Regions from separate parts of the Homo sapiens genome. Here region 2 is linked to region 1. A link is a loop called in an ENCODE intact Hi-C map of the cell type or tissue named here. Cell type or tissue: HCT116. All regions are shown on one strand.

What was found. A loop is a pair of places that touch in the nucleus more often than their neighbours do. Peaks named below come from ENCODE experiments on the same cell type or tissue, not always from the same donor. Only the 100,000 strongest peaks of a DNase experiment are listed, where the experiment ranks them.
Region 2: a loop joins it to region 1, with 6 times the contacts of the local background. A loop is called at or near these places in 16 of 110 quality-filtered maps.

The regions. Positions count from the first base shown.
Region 1 is chr12:102,807,750-102,815,749 of GRCh38, reverse strand. It overlaps LINC00485 (long intergenic non-protein coding RNA 485), which reads left to right. Exons shown (of 5, transcript NR_033855.1): 4 at 1,778-1,882; 5 at 3,134-6,467. Among named protein-coding and RNA genes, the nearest start is that of LINC00485, 13 kb to the left of the region's middle. In HCT116, a CTCF peak has its summit at 4,437 (motif pointing right); a DNase peak (open chromatin) is centred at 4,469; H3K27me3 peaks cover 773 bases.
Region 2 is chr12:101,933,884-101,941,883 of GRCh38, reverse strand. It overlaps the pseudogene RPL9P24. Among named protein-coding and RNA genes, the nearest start is that of DRAM1-AS1, 26 kb to the left of the region's middle. RefSeq lists enhancers at 1,759-2,053, 5,319-5,578. In HCT116, a CTCF peak has its summit at 1,927 (motif pointing left); a DNase peak (open chromatin) is centred at 1,903; H3K27me3 peaks cover 4,355 bases.

The sequences.
Region 1 (8,000 bases):
TTGTCCATTCACAGAGGGATGCTGTCAACTTGCAACTACCTAGCAAAGAAGGAAGCCAGAAGAATAAATACCCACCCTCCCTCTGAAAGCCACAGTGCAAGGAAGCCATTAATGCCATCAATGCACACTCATCACCAGATCAGGCACTCAGACTCTAGGTCACAGTGGAGAAGGATAAGCAAATGGAATTATGAGCATACATGGACATTGAATACACATGAACTGTACAAAGGAGGGGACAGATACCTAAACAAAATCACATCCTGTTAGGAAAGAGGAAGAGGAATGCTGGTTAGACATCTAACACAATTCGCTATAAGTATTCTTTTTCAAAATAAGATTGTTCTATTTTGGTTTCAAATATAAATTATCTACAATTGAAGATATCTTTAATTTTTAAGTAAAATTCCTCCTCAAAGGAGAGGCACAACAAGATAACAAAAAAGGCTGAACTGTCACTACTTGATGAGAGATTTAGGGAAAGATGAATGTCTTGACCTTTCAGGGGAAAGTGAAGAAATCCATTCCCAGAAGGGATTGCAAAGGGAAGTGGCTGTTCCCTTGATAAGGCCAAAGAGGGCAAGCCTAATGAGGCCTAAGCCAGTTACATGGTGTAATTTACTGAATGGTGTTGGCTGCCTTGCAATGTTTCAAGGCAATCTTTTTGCAATACATGATTAGTAGGAAAAAGAGATTTGGATTTTGCCATTTTCCAAAGGAAACTTGACTACATTTAGTAATACAGAAAAATGTTCTCTTTGGAAAGTCTCATATTTCTATGCAAAGTGGTGTCCCAAGTCAGAATTTACACAATGTATTATTGCCTAGTGTATGAGGATCAGCTAATTAGTTCTGAACGAAATGTCAAGATAAACAAAACCAACCTCTAAAGAACTCCAAGAAGCTCTGTGACTAAGTGTCACCATCAAGGACGAGAAGAGTCTACACCAGTGATTCTCAACACTGGCTATGTATTAGAACTTTTTGGGAGATCTGAAAATTTTCTGGGCCCAGATTCCACCCCAGAGCAATTAAATGAGAATCTCTTTCATTAAGGTACAGGCATTGGTGCTTTTTGAAAAGCTCCCCAAGTGATCCTCGTATGCTTCCAGGGTTGAGAAGCTCTGGTCTATAGGACACCTATACTTCCAATAGATGCAGCATGCTCAAATCAATCAGATCAGTTGCTGTGCTGATGAGTCAATTCAGTCCAAGTAGCCATGTTAGCATGTAAAGCCTATGACTATTTTGTTGTGTCTTTTAGCCAGATATTGAGCCAGCACAATAGAGCAGTTAAAAAGGAGGACGGCCTGGGGTCAAATTCTGTGTCCACTCATGGGCTATGTGACTTTAGAAAAGTCACTTAACTCTTTTGAGGCTTAGTTTCATCATCTGTAAAATGGGGGCAATGGTAGGAATTACAACACAGATTGTGTTGAGTATTAACTTAGAAAATATTTATGGAAGTCTTAGAGCAGTGCCCATCACAGAGTGAGCCCTCACTAACTGCGCACTGTAGTTATGTGTCTAGATTTAAGCCAGCTGGAAGTGCCAGGAGGATCCCTACACCTTTCCCACTGGCTTTGTAGAGTTCTGTCTGGCAGGGGGTTGGGGAGGAGAGGTTGTTGAAGTTACTGGATATTTTGGCCCCTCCCAATCCAGAATATATGGGTCTATGAGATGCTTTGGAGTATTTCTGCATGACAGGTAAGGACTTTAAGAATGAAAACGACTACTATTTCTGCCAATAATTGCCACCGTTTATTGATTGTGTCAGGCACCCTGTCAGGCAGTTTCCATCTTCTCACAATCTTCACAAGAATCCTACAGAAACAAGACGTATCCCCCGATTTACTGATGATGATCCTTCAGCCCAGAGATGGTGAGTAACTTTCCCAAGGTCATCCAGCCAATAAATGACCAAAGTGGGATTTAATCCCAGATGTCTCTGGCTTCAGACCTCATGCTTTTTTAACAAAGCTATGTTGCCTGCCTTCAATGACACTCTTCAACCTTAGGACTGTGGTAACTTCTTATCTTGGGGGGACAACAAACAACAAACAAAACCCCCAAAACAAAATCTCTTGTTGAACAAATGGGGCCATGTCCCAAAGATGGAGCCTTCTCAGCAAATCTCTTCCTTTCTAAGGTACCACAGGTCTAGAGAATAGAAGTTAAGGGCAGACATTGTGGAACTGGCTTTGGTCTGTGAAGAGTAAGTAAACCCATTATCTAGTATTCTGGGATCCAGAGCCTTCCCTGGAAGGGGACATTTTTAAAGGGAATATTTTTAATCGTGCAGGATGAGCCAGCAGGTAGTGGTGCTCCATGAAGAGAGGGCAGTGTCTGCCTTTGGTGCTCCTCTGAAGATGGGCTCTCATTACTGATGGGTTCAGAGGTTGGGAGTGATCAGTGGGCGGAAGGCTGCTCACAGCCCATTTCTTAAGAAGTTAACATAAGTCAATCCATACAATTAGTTCAGAAACCCACTACCTACTTACTCCTGGGAAGGCTAGCAGAACTATTATAATCTCACTTTCTCCTGGCCCAAATGGAGACACTTGGTCACACATGAATCTTTACTGAGTTTAAAAAGTGCTTATGTGAAGTCTCTTACAAACATAACATTTTTAATCACATTTATAAAAATATATTTAATGTCCTCATTGCAAGGACAAAATGTCGATAATAATAGCCTAGGTTTGTTGGTTTTTTTTTAATGTGCCAAGTTTTATATATATTAACCCACTTAAGCCTTACTATAACCCTATGAAGTATTGACCTATTTTTCAGCTGAGGAAAGTGTAGCCCAGAGATGCTGAGTAATTGCATGATGGATTGTGTGGTAGTTCTCTATTATCTATCAGGACCCAACAGGAATAGAAGGAATACTCAAATTGAGTAAATTGGGAGGAATTCATTATGGGGACTGCATACAAGCAATGGGCAAGTTGTAAAAAAATCTACAAGGAATAGGCAAAGCCCCACCCCTAAACTTAAACGGAAAGAAAGATTTTAACAGGGGCTGTTACGTTGAGTGGAGGGAGGTAGCCAGGCCACGTGGCCCAGCAGGGAGGGAGCTAGGGGAATAAATATCCTAATCACTCCCCTCTTTCCCTCTCATCTCCTACAGCACTCTCCATCGGCTGAACCCAACTGGAAGTCGGAGGGTAAAGGGCCCATGACTCAGTCCGTTCAGGCTGACCCGCCTGGGGCTCAGAGCATAACAGACAAGGGTGGGGAAGAAAAAAGAATGGACTTGGAGAAGCAAATGGGAAATATTCAGGCACTTCTGATCTCAGTTTGGCCAGTCGGCTCCCCTCTCTCTGACTGTAAACACAGAGATACAGAAACTGTCATTAGAAATGAGTAGTGTTAATGATCCATGACAGAAAGCTCGTGAATTTCTACTGCTGAGGAGGCTTGAGCTTTTCTGTTTTCATTCTTTCTACACATCGGGAGCGGAGCTCCCCAATGCCTTTCTGATACATCGCTACTTCTGCTTCACCTAATCAAAGGCACTTACTGCTGCTCAGAACCTCAGGCCTCCAACTGAACAATGAACAGGTTTTCTCTCCATCACCCCCTGTTCTCTAGTGTGAGTAGTTAGATTACTGCTTTTATGTCTGTCTTCCCAACTACAGTCCACAAAACGGCTCATATTGAACAGTAATACAAATAAAGAGAAAAAGGAGAGAAGACAAGAACAAAAAGTAATGAGTTTAGAAACTTGGAAAGTAGAAACTTCTTTGGTATGTTCCTGTTGAAAACCACTGGTCTCATCTTCCACTTTTTCACATTGCTGTTTCAGAGAAAAACTTAATTATACTTAATTATAGGGTTGTAATGTTTATAGGGTTGGTTATTCTGGTTAGCCAAATTTACTGGTTATCTGTTTAGAGCCTTTGAATTTTAATTCTAGCTGACACATTTGTTAAAACATTATTAGCTTACCTTTCTTCCTTAATGAGTACTGGATCTTCCCAGAGAAAAGGTTCCCAGTCATTTACCTGGAATTTTTTATACATATTTGCAGCTGTTCTTTGAGCTCCCTAAAGAGCATAATTAGAGACATAACATTCACTCAGATTTTCTGCCCTTCTTTGTAATAAGTCAATGAGCCAGTCATTTATTCCACAAATATTTGTTGATACCTACTGTGTGCCTGTCAGCAGTTCTCCAAGCAGGGGCTACAAAAATAAAAAGATTGTCTTTTAATGAGGAGCAACTTCGAGTCTTAGCTCTTGGTACTCCCTCTGTCTAGTAATATCCATTTTTATACTTAGTATTTTAATAAATAACTCTTCCTCAAATTATTTTAAAACACACAGTAACAGAAAAAATTATTTATTTATTCTACTTTCTCTTAATTACACCTGTGGGGAGCTTGGCGGGGCAGACTCTGGGTTTCCAGCCAAGGTCTTTCTGTCCACCTGGGGGCAGCAGACCCTCACACAGAAAAGTACCTCGAAGGAAGCAATTGGCTTTCTGAGCTCCTGGCTTTCAAACACAAGTCTTCCAAATTATGGACCCATGAATATTCTAAAGACTTATACTCGAAGGACGCTTCCAAAATCAAATAAATTTGGGTTGAACCAAGTTAAATAGGGTTTTAACCCTGCAGGACTTCTCACGATGTTTAATATACTTTTTTTTTTCTTTTCTTTCTTTCTTCGACAGAGTCTCGCTGTATTGCCAGACTGGAGTGCAGTGGCGTGATCTCGGCTCACTGCAACCTCCGCCTCCCAGGTTCAACTGATTCTCCTGCCTCAGCCTCCTGAGTAGCTGGGACTACAGGCGCCCACCACCACGCCCAGCTAATTTTTTTTTATTTTTAGTAGAGATGGGGTTTCACCATGCTGGCCAAGCTGGTCTCGAATTCCTGACCTCAGGTGATCCACCCGCGTTAGCCTCCCAAAGTGCTGACATTACAGGTGTGAGCCACTGCGCCGGGCCTAATATAGTTTTGTCGTACAAAACACGATGGCATACTTGCTCTGTGCAAAGTACATCACCCACAGTGGCCTATTTAAACTTGGCAACAGTCCTATGAGATAGGCACTAATTGTGTTCCCCATTTTACAAATGAGGAAACAGAGGCACGGAGCTTATAACTGGTGGCTGAGTTTCCGGTTGGGGCCATCTAGTTACAGAACTTGCATGCTTAATCATGACACCGTAATGCTTTGCAATGGGAGATTCCAAGAGGGGGAATTTGACATTCAGTGTTTCCCAAATTTATTTGGCTTTGGAACCCTTTTATTCCTTCTAATCAACATAGAGGACAAGTATGTAATGGGATACTCTGATAAATGCTTCAATAAAGCAATGGCTTTATGCCGCCCCGCTTTAAAAGATAACTAAAAATATAAGTCCACAGGCCCATCATATAATTGAACAGGTAACGACTGAATTTTGATTTGATGGAAAGACTCTTATCATATTAATCTAAGTTCTCAAAGTGAATGCCACTAAACCAAGACTATTCAGTGTATTTGAAGTATGTACAATACCAGTCCGAATTGGGACTTCTCAGGAAGAAAAAAGGGTATATGGCAGATGGGTAAGAATAGAAAGCCACAGGTCTAGCAGGGAAGCTAAATATGGTGTGGAATGTGTTGGGGAGATGGGAAAAATGCTCACCTCTTCATGGAAGTTCGAAAAGAAGGCTGAGATTCTAAATAATGCTGGAGTATTGCAGCTGGAACAAGCATGATAGCAATGGCCAACACAAGGCCTTTCTAGAATAAATCTAAAACAATTAAGAGATAATATGATAGCATTGGGAGATATACCTAATGCTAGATGACGAGTTAGTGGGTGCAGCGCACCAGCATGGCACATGTATACATATGTAACTAACCTGCACATTGTGCACATGTACCCTAAAACTTAAAGTATAATAATAATAAAAAGAAAAGAAAAAAAAAAGAGATAATATGCCAGGGGGTTGATGCCAGGTAATACTGATAGTTACCTTAAACAATGTTTTCTCAACTTCAGTTTTTTACACACCAACTTCATGATTTTTTTCTATCAAGATACGACTACTATTATTTATCTAGCGTTTTTTAAATTGTCTTATATCTTTGCTTAAATTTATTTTTTTAAACATTAATATCTGAGAATTCATCATTTTGAAGGAATAATTATATTGTTCTAATATATAAATTTTAAAGTTAATATCTTTATTCCATCTAAAGTGGTATGTGTACTATTCTTTGGAAATGATTTTCTAAAGGATTAAAAACTTGCCAGTGTTGGAAAAAAAAGGAAACAGGAAAATTAAGACTGAGTTAAAGAAGGTGAAAACAAAATTGAAGAATAAGACTAAAGGTTAGACATGAAATAGATCTGTCTCTAATTAGAGGTGCAATGTCAAATTTTTTTGTAGATCGTTCTAAAAATATCACTTGTTCTTTTGCTTGTATTTTAATTCAATGATTAAATAAACAGATGACCTAGTTTCATTAACAGATTATCTTTTTCTTAGTTCTGTCTGATAACTGCAACAAAAATGTCAAATACCCCTCATATAAATTATCAAATCAAAAGGTTATTCATTATATGGAATGTTTTATTTATGACCATCTGTATTGCAGCTTTGAGTTAACATTAACTTGGATGGCTTTTATTTTTATTTTTTTGAGAGAGTCTCACTCTGTCACCCAGGCTGGAGTGTGGGGGCGCAATCACAGCTCACTGCAACCTCAACTTCCTAGACTCAGCCTCTCAAGTATCTGGGACCACAGGTGCCTGCCACCATGCCTGGCTAATTTTTTGTTATTATTTGTAGAGATAAGGGTCTCCCTGCATTGCCCAGGCTGGTCTCGAACTCCTGGGCTGAAGTGATCCTCCCACCTTGGCCTCCCATAGTGCTGGGATTACAGGTGTGAGCTTCTGCACCTGGCCTTGGGTGACATTTTAGAAATCAATTTTGAATTTTTAAAAACTCATCTTGTGCTTCCAAAAAGAAAAGACATATTAATGTGCTGCAAAGTCCACTTTATTAAAGACTATTTCATCATTCCATTGATTACCCATGGCACGAAACATTCTTCCATGTTGACGTTAGACATAGAAATTGAAACACAGATGACTAAACTTACTGTTTCAACAAAATGTGAATCAATAGATTATTTGATAAGAGCAAGAGATATCCCCTACAGCAGTACTATCCACAAAACTTTCTGTGATGATGGGAATATTCCACGCCTGCACTGTCTGATTCAACAGCTTCTAGTTCCATGTGATCACTGAGCACTTGAAATGTCTCTAGTATGCCTAAATAACTGAGTTTTTATTTTATTTTAATTTATCTAAATTTAAGTGTAAATGACCATGGGTGGCCAGCGGCCTACACAATGGAATGTGGAGCCCTGTAGGGTAGCAAACCTTCTGCTCAGGATTCTGTCTTTTAAAGAGGGTTTGGAGAAAATTCATTCACATTTGACTCTTTTTCTTAATAGAGGAAGTCTCCATTTATGCCTATATTTTAATAAAATGGCTTCAACATTCTGTTTCATAATTAGTCTTCTAATTGGTTATGATCAATATATTTACACAATGTCTTTCTTTGTGTTTTCTTTTGCTCTACTTTCTAAGTGTAGATCCCATGATAGATAATGGGCAACAAGTCCAGGGGCCGACAGGTAAGAAGAATTGGATGGAATGGCAAGACTCCGTCTCAAAATAAAATAAAATAAAATAAAGAATCAGATGGAATGAAATGGATGGTATATAAGATCCTAGAGGCTAAGCTGCTTATAACTCCTAACTTATAACTCAACAAGCTAACTCCTAACTAGTTTTATGGCCTGTTAAAATACTCTCTTAGACAAACAAAATTAGAGCAATTCCAACTATTAGAAAAACTAAAGACATATTATCTAGGACCTAAGATTTTTTAGACCTTCTAGAACTGTTTGAACCTTAGAAAAAAGATGTTTTGGTTCCAAAACATAAAAAGAAAATTACAAAATCAAAAGTAACATTTAATT
Region 2 (8,000 bases), 870 kb after region 1:
TTCTATCTCTAAGAAGATAATCTGAAGATAGTAGAGGGGGAAGTATCTTTCACAGATAGAGGTTATGAACTGAGCATCCTCCAGTAAGAAAGAGGAAGTGAGAACAAAGAAAGTAATAGCATAATACTTCTGAGTAGTTGTTTCTTCAGTCCAAATAGACCTAAGTTCAAATCCTAGCTTACCAGTTCCAATTAACCACTCTGACCCTCAGTTTCCTCCTCTAACAGGAGATCACAGTACACCCGCCTCTGAGAGTGACTGTGAGGTTGAGACAAAATATATCCAATAATATGGGAGGTGTTCAATAAATATTCATTTTATTCTTGTCTTACAAATCTTTTCCTATTCTGCGACTCTATGATTCAGCACTTCCTGGAATTCTAAGGCACTAGAAACTTTCCAAAGAGTTTGAACTGCTTAATTGCTAGCTTCCAAGCTCTTCCCAGCATTTCTTTGAGAGGTGAATAGTAGAAATGGATCACAAATCAGACAGACAAATGCATTTTGTTTGCTGGTCTAGCAATATCCCCTTACATGCTATTTTCTCCATTGTTCTCACTGGGACAAGAATGGGATTGTCAAAAACAAGTCGCACACTGCAGTGTGTAGAATTAGGATGGGATGTGGCTATTGCTCCTGCACTTTGCTGCCTGCAGAGATAAGCACCTGAAGTCTCTTAAGGGCTTGAGACTGGGGTCCAGCACAGGGCGGTGGGAAGGGCATTGCTTTGGGGAACAATTGTCTAGAAGCTCCCGGACTGGCCGGGCTGGTACCTCTCTGCATGACTCCCTGGTCCTCTCCTGTACATAATGCAAGGATGAAATTAGGTGAATGCAAAAGACTCTCCAAACTCAGAGTTTCTCTGAGCTGGTGATTGCTATGGGTGGAGAGTGATTCCTCTGTCCTTTGCTGGTTTCTGTGGGCTATATTCCTGGATCTTGTTTTCTCTTTCTCTTGAGGAAAACATTTTAAAAGTATATGTAAAGTCTTCTCCTACGTGGGAGGCTCTGCGTAGGGGCTGTGTTGGCGGGTAATAAGGGAAGATACAGAGAAAAAAATAACCAACCTGAGCATTTGCTGCTGACAATTACCTTAAGTCTCTTGTGTTTGGCTCTGTAAGTCTCTTGTGTTTGGCTTGGATAGGGAGACCTGTCTGTCTTGTTCTACTTCACAAGAGAACAATAAAGACATGATAAGTGAGAAAAAGCTATGTGATATATCCACATACGTGGGAGGCTCTGTGTAGGGGCAGTATTCGCTGGTAATAACCTCCTCTCCCCTCCTCTCCCCTCCCCTCCCTTCCCCTCCCTTTCCCTCCCTTTCCCTTCCCTCCTCTCCCCTCCCTTCCCCTCCTCTCCCCTTCCCTCCTCTCCTCTTCTCTCTCAATTGCCTCCAATCCTTTTATAGCCTGCCACATCATTAAAAAGAGTCTTATTGTATAAGTCTTGAGCCCAAAGTCTAGAGAAAAAATTTAAATTACAAAGAACTTATGTCCTAAAGAAGTTTGTTCTTTTCCTCACATGTGCAATTTATTCCCCCTTTAAAATGAGAAAGCTGGTGAAGGAAAGAACCACTCATTTCTCAACTCATAGGCGCTATGTTTCTTCAATAAGAACTTCCACAGTGGAATGTAGTTGCCCCAAGGTGGAAACAAACCATTGACAAGCAGTTGTTGAAAAGAGTTGCTTTATGTGATTTTCTATCTATAAAGGGAATGAGCAAAAGAAAGATGTTAACCTATCCTGATTCTATCTCATTGTATTCCTCCAACAGAAAGCCAGAGAGAAACCCAAATTGCTCTCAGTAGCTTTCCATTCAGCTAGAAAAGGAATTGCTGAAATCCCTCCCTCCGTTTGCTACAACTTTGGTTTGCCCTTTCTTGCTGAGTTTGTGGAGGGGTGGCCATACTACAGTCCCCTGGTGCCCCCTGTTGTTCATATTGCGAAAATAACCAGGCAGCATGAACTACTAAACTTTTGGTTCCTTATCTTAAAACGCTTTAAACCTTTTGGATGCATCTCAAAAATCCAAAATTGTGACTCCACCTTTAATTCACTGAGGGGAAGTTTATAGTCAACTTATATTATTATTTCATAAACTTACAGAATGTGAGGGAAGGTCCTTAGAATCTATTCAGCCAATTGTGTGTTTTGTTCTGTTCTGTTTTGTTTTGTTTTACCAAGTATGGGATTAGTTATGAGAGATATTTGCTGTTATTATGTGAAACCAAAGAGGGTTAGGAAATGCTGGGTTAAATAAGAATTAAGTAACATTAAATAAGGAGCTTCTTTCCTGCTGGCCTTCTCAGAGCATTTAATATGGACTGTGTCTCTCCCAAGGGAAAGGCAATTTCCCAATCGTGCTTTTGACAACAGAACCGCTTTTTATATGAATTTCTTGCAGGGCCAATATTCCAGGGAACACACTTGGGAAGTGCTAATCAAGTCCAAATGAATCGTTCTAGAAGTCTGGAAACTGAGGCCCAGGGAGGTGCCAGTGACTGGGTGGTAGTAGACACTGCAAGGCCCCTGTCAGGAGGCTCCCAGGCCACTTCCTCACCAGGATCCCTCCCATTCATTGGAGTTGGCCTTTAGTATTTCTGTATCCATAAAGCGTGTTTACTTGTGGAATGGGGAATGGTGTTGCCTTTAGCCAAGGATGTTGGAAAAGTTTAGTAAACCTTTTTTCAAGAATGTTCTAACTTCTTGGGGAAGAGAATTTGCTTCCGGTATTTTCAATTCAATTTCTTTCTGTCTCTTGTGAAGAACTTCATTGCTTTCTAAAAAGCTCCTATTCAACAAATTTGCATTAAGCACCTACTATGCACAGATACAGAGGAGGTCAAGATAATGCACTACTTTGGATAAAAGAAAATATTTGGGGGTCAAGTTCTGGTTCTGCTACATCCTGACTGTATAATTGGACAAGTTGCTTATCATCTTCTAAGACCCAGACTCCCCATCTATAAAGTGGGGGTAATAATACCCCCTCCAGAGGAATTGTTGAGGATTCCATTAGATAATACATGTTAAATGGCCAGCACAGTGCCAGCACATATAAGTACTCAATGAATATTTGCCACTGCTGTTATTGTTGTTAGGATTGTTATTGTTAGGATTATTGAGGCATGGTCCCTGCCCTCAGGGACTTAGCTCAGCTGGAGAAAGAAGACAAGCACGCTCAGAAACTTTAAATAGCGATATAAGGGAATAGATAGATCAGAGACAGCAACTAGGCTTCACAGAACTCCAATCAGCCTTTAGTGGCTGCCTCCAGTGCTGTGTTGGGAAGAATTCTGAGGGTTTTGCCAGCTACACAAGGAAAAAGCACCACCATCAATTAGTGATGTCTGTCACGGATGTGTGGAGAGTGGGTACGTGCTTATATGACATGTATTTGCCATTCTTAGAATGAATAACGAAATGCCAGGTGTGGCAGATTAGACAGAACAGTGGTTTCTGGAGGAGGTAAGAAAGTTGGACCTGGAGAATGGGTAGGATGTGAATGGAAAACAGATAAAGGGAGGAAGAAATATTTGACACTCAGAACTTGTGGCATATGCCAAGGATAAAACCAACATGGGCCACTTGGGTGGCAGTAAGTAAATTAGCCTGTCTAGAGTAGGTCTTGATGCTAAAGATTAGCTCTATAAATATGGTAACCAGCGATGCCAAGATGGTTTCCCAACATCAGACAAGCTGTCCCGTTGTTTCCATAAGTTCCCTCATATGCTATGTGCCTGAGTTTGAGGTTCAGATAATGTGAACACCACTCAGTCTTTATAACCATCTTCTCTACCATGGAACTGTGCAAAGGCTCTTTCCCACTGCCTTTGCTCATGGAGACTATATTTTGGTGTAAGTCCATGGCTGCTGTTCAGAAAGCCCATCACCCTTTGTGTACTTTAGAAAGTCTTTATGAATGTTTTTCATTATGCATAGATGGTATTGCAGCCCCAGGCATCTGAACGTCTCAACAAATGCACACAAGGAAAAAAGTTGTTGAAAATGAAAAGTGAAGACCCAAGCTACCAGAAACTGTAGCATCAGGTATGCTGTGTGCTTCCTCTATATCTGGTACTACACCAGCTCTGGGAGGGGTGGTGAAAAGGTGCTTATTAAAGCCACAAATGAGCATGAGAAGTTTTGAAAAATTCCTGTTTGCAAGACTTCATTGCTTGGTATCATGAGATTTTATTCATCCCGTCTTTTTTATTATCTACCATGCAATAATAGTAGACAGTCTTCTATAGTAGTTAGGACTTGTGTGGTTACAAGTGACAGAGACCTAATTCTAATTCATTTAGGCAAAAGGAGTGGGAAGGGTATTAAGAGATAATGTGACTGCCGTGAACACTAGCAAGGTTCTGTTTGATTCTTCTTGTTTCTGTGGTTCCACTTAATCTCTTCATTAGCTTCATTCTTCACTCCAGCTAGAGATGAGCCTTCTCTGTGCAGTGAAAAACAAGGGCGCCAATAGCACCTAAATTTACCAGTACATCCACATAGATCTGGTCCCTAGGAAGACACTATCTTAACATTGTCTCTGGTTCCAAGTCAAAACGTCTCAAAAAATAACTCACTGAAGCAGGTTGCATCAACTCCTGTGGCAGCTACAAAGATGGGATTGGGTAAGGGAAACTTCTGGAAGGAGAGGAGGGAGGTACTTGGTAAACAATATAAGAGATGCCTGCTAAAACTTCCCTTATCTACCTTTTCATGCCAACTCAACTTAGCTATCAATCAACAATTCCACTCATTTAATAAGCACCTATTTGCTTATTGAGTGTCTGTTACATGCCAGGTGCTGTGCTAGATTTCAGGGATGCAAAGGGGAACATGACGCTTTTTAAGTTATGTTCCTCTTAGAATGCTAGGCATTCAGAGAGACAGAGGAATATCAAATATTATGGGTTTAGGATGTCTAGGAACTCACCATATAACTGGAGAAAGGAGACTATGTATTTGGAGAATAATAAGTGTTAAACTGTGTGCCATGGGTGATGAGGGTAAGAGAAACTTCAAGGTAACTGAGGTCAGCAAGGCCTGGAGCATTCAGGAGAGGAGAAGCGTCTTGGAGAGATACTTCTGTGAGGTCTTTAAAGGGTGAGGAAGCTTTGTTTATGACTACATGTGTTTAAAGTGCAGTATTTTCACAACATCACACTAAGTGAGGCCCTCTGCATCTGGAGGCGTTCTGGAATGCAGCCGTCAGCCAGTGGCCCTGTTCCTTTCTCAGAGACAGGACTACCACCCACAGCTCTTCTGATAGCCTTGTTTTCAATTGCCATGGCCTGTTGGATCAAAGCCTCTGAGTTTGATGCAAGTTCAAAATAATTTCCTTCAAGGATTAACTCATCTTTTTGGGCCTGAGGAGCTACAACAAGCAACATCTGGTATAGCCTGCAGAGGGATTTTTTTTTTCACCCAAGGAGTTTCAAGTTTCAACATGTGAGCCATCCTGCTGAATAACATCATTGACGGGAAATGACACGCAGAGACCTTATCTTGTAATGAGAGCTCTGTGTAACACCCCACAGTCATGTTTTGCATCGACTATAATAGATGGTGCAAACTGTAACAGGTTCCTTCTCACTTTGTTTCCTGCCAAAGTGACTGAGTTCCACACTGATGGGGTTGAAATCCCCTTGTGGGTTTCCTCTGGGGCCATTCCATAGCCCATCCTAGTGCCGTTAATAACACCCTCCCTGTGTTCGTCAGGCCCACCTTTTAATGCCGTCATAGGGAGTCTCTTGGTCAGTTCCTATTATCTGATCCCATTAGTCACTTCCCTGTCTGCCTAGGTCTCCTGGAAAATTCCTGGGACTATCTCCTTGCTTTTGGTAAATCCTGGCTTCATTCCTCCACGCTGTGTTTTCTGTATTCCCAGCTCTCCCCTTTGCATCCCTTGGGCTAGTCCCACCACCCCTGGAATTCTCTCTGAGGTCAAGATTTTGCAATGTTTTTAAAGGTGAAACAGTGTAATAGCTACAGTTGAGTGTTATGTGTCAGGGATGTATTATTTATAGGGGTGCTATTATCATCACCCATGACTTACCAGTGAGAAAAATGAGGCTCAGAGTTTGATTGAATTGCCCAGGTACAAGACATAAACCCACATCTTTCTCACACTTAAGACTGTGCTCTTTTTAAGGGATAAAATAGGGACCTAAAGAATGGTCATGGGAGTCCCGAGTTCCAAGCAGAGGAGGGAGAAGGAAAGAGAAATGAGGAAAACTCCAAGAGTGGCAGCTCTGAATTCAAAGGAGGAGAATTTTGAGACATAGTCAACTGCGTCTAAAGCTGGAACAGGTTTGAGAATATAGACACCATTGGCATGAAGATGCCTATTGGCAAATCTTTTCAACAAAGATTTCAGTAATGGGTCTGGAAGAGGTTATTAGGAAGAGGGTAAAACGATATAGATGGCAAACAAAAGCAAAGAGCAGCCACATAGATGGTGGAATAAAGCAGGTGAGTTGTTTTGTATCCACTAAATGGAAAACTCTGGGGCAGGTCCCAGAAACTGTGTTTTAACAAACCCTCCAGGTGATTCTGATGCACACTAAAGTTAGCAAACCGCTACAGCAGAACCGTGTTTCTCAGCCTTGGCTGCACACTGAAATCACCTGAAATAATAATGCTTCCATCTGACTTCCTGAAATTCTGATTTAATTGCTCCAGGCAACAGGGTTTTAAAAAAAAACTCTCCAGGTGATTCTCATGTGCAGCCAGAGTTGAAAACTGCTGCTGTACAGGGAGAAGACAGTTGAGGGTATGCAGTCGAGAGGGAGGTGGAAGGGCTATAACAGCATCTGCCATGCACAGCTCTGGCTGTGCCAGGCAAACTGCTAAGGCTGGGCATTTCAAGCTTCAATGGGCAGGCATAAGGATCACCAACAAGTTCCCAGGTGCTTTACAGGCATTGCTTCAAGGAATCCTCGTGACAAGCCTACAAGGCAGGTGCTAGCATTATTCCCACTTTACAGATAAGGGTACTGAGACACCAAGACGTTATCTGACTTGACTGAGGCGTGACAGAAAGGAAATGGTAGGTCTTGAAAATTAGGTCTTGATTCCAAAGTACTTATTCTTTAAAAAAATTATGATAAAATATACATAACATAAAATGTACCACTTTAATCATTTTAAAGTATTTACAATTTCATGGTATTCACAATGTTGTACAACTATCCATTTCCAGGAATTTTTCACCATCCCAAACAGAAACTCTTGTCCATTAAGCAATAATTCCCCATCTCCCCCTGTCCCCAGCCCCTAGTAACTTCTATTCTGCTTTTTCTTTATGAATCAAAGTACTCATTCTTAATCACTATGTTTCAGGATTGGCTCAAATATGAGATGGAGGTATCAAATTTGATCAAACTTTTTCCTTGAATTGATGGCATGTCTGAGCTAAGTGAGGCCACCATCAGCAATTTGTTCCCAAAATATGGAACAACTTGTAACTTCCCCCAAACAGCACATCCTCTTTTGCCTGTGTGCCAAAGCACATGCCAATTTGTCCAGGACATGTGCCTCTTCCCTCCTCGCCTTCATTTAGCAAACTCCATCTTCTTCTCTAAGTCTCTTGCCAGGCATGACCTCTCCTGGGGATCTGAATCAAGTGCTTCAACTAGTGTGGTCCCATAGACCAGGACTTCAAAAGCTGACATTCATTCCAATCACCTAGGGATCTTGTTAAAATGCAGATTCGCATTTACTGAGTCTGGCTCGGGGCACTAAGATTCTGCATTTCTTTCTTTCTTCAGACACAGCGTCTCACTTTGTTGCCCAGGCTGGAGCACAGTGGTGCAATCATAGCTCACTGAAGCCTCAAACTCCTGGGCTCAAGCCATCCATTCTGCTGCCTTAACTCTCAAGTAACTAGGACTACAGATGTGTGCCACCGCACCAGCTAATTTTTTTTTTTTTTTTGAGAGATGGGGTCTTGGTGTGTTGCCCAGGCAGTCCTCAATTTCTTGGCCTGAAGTGATACTC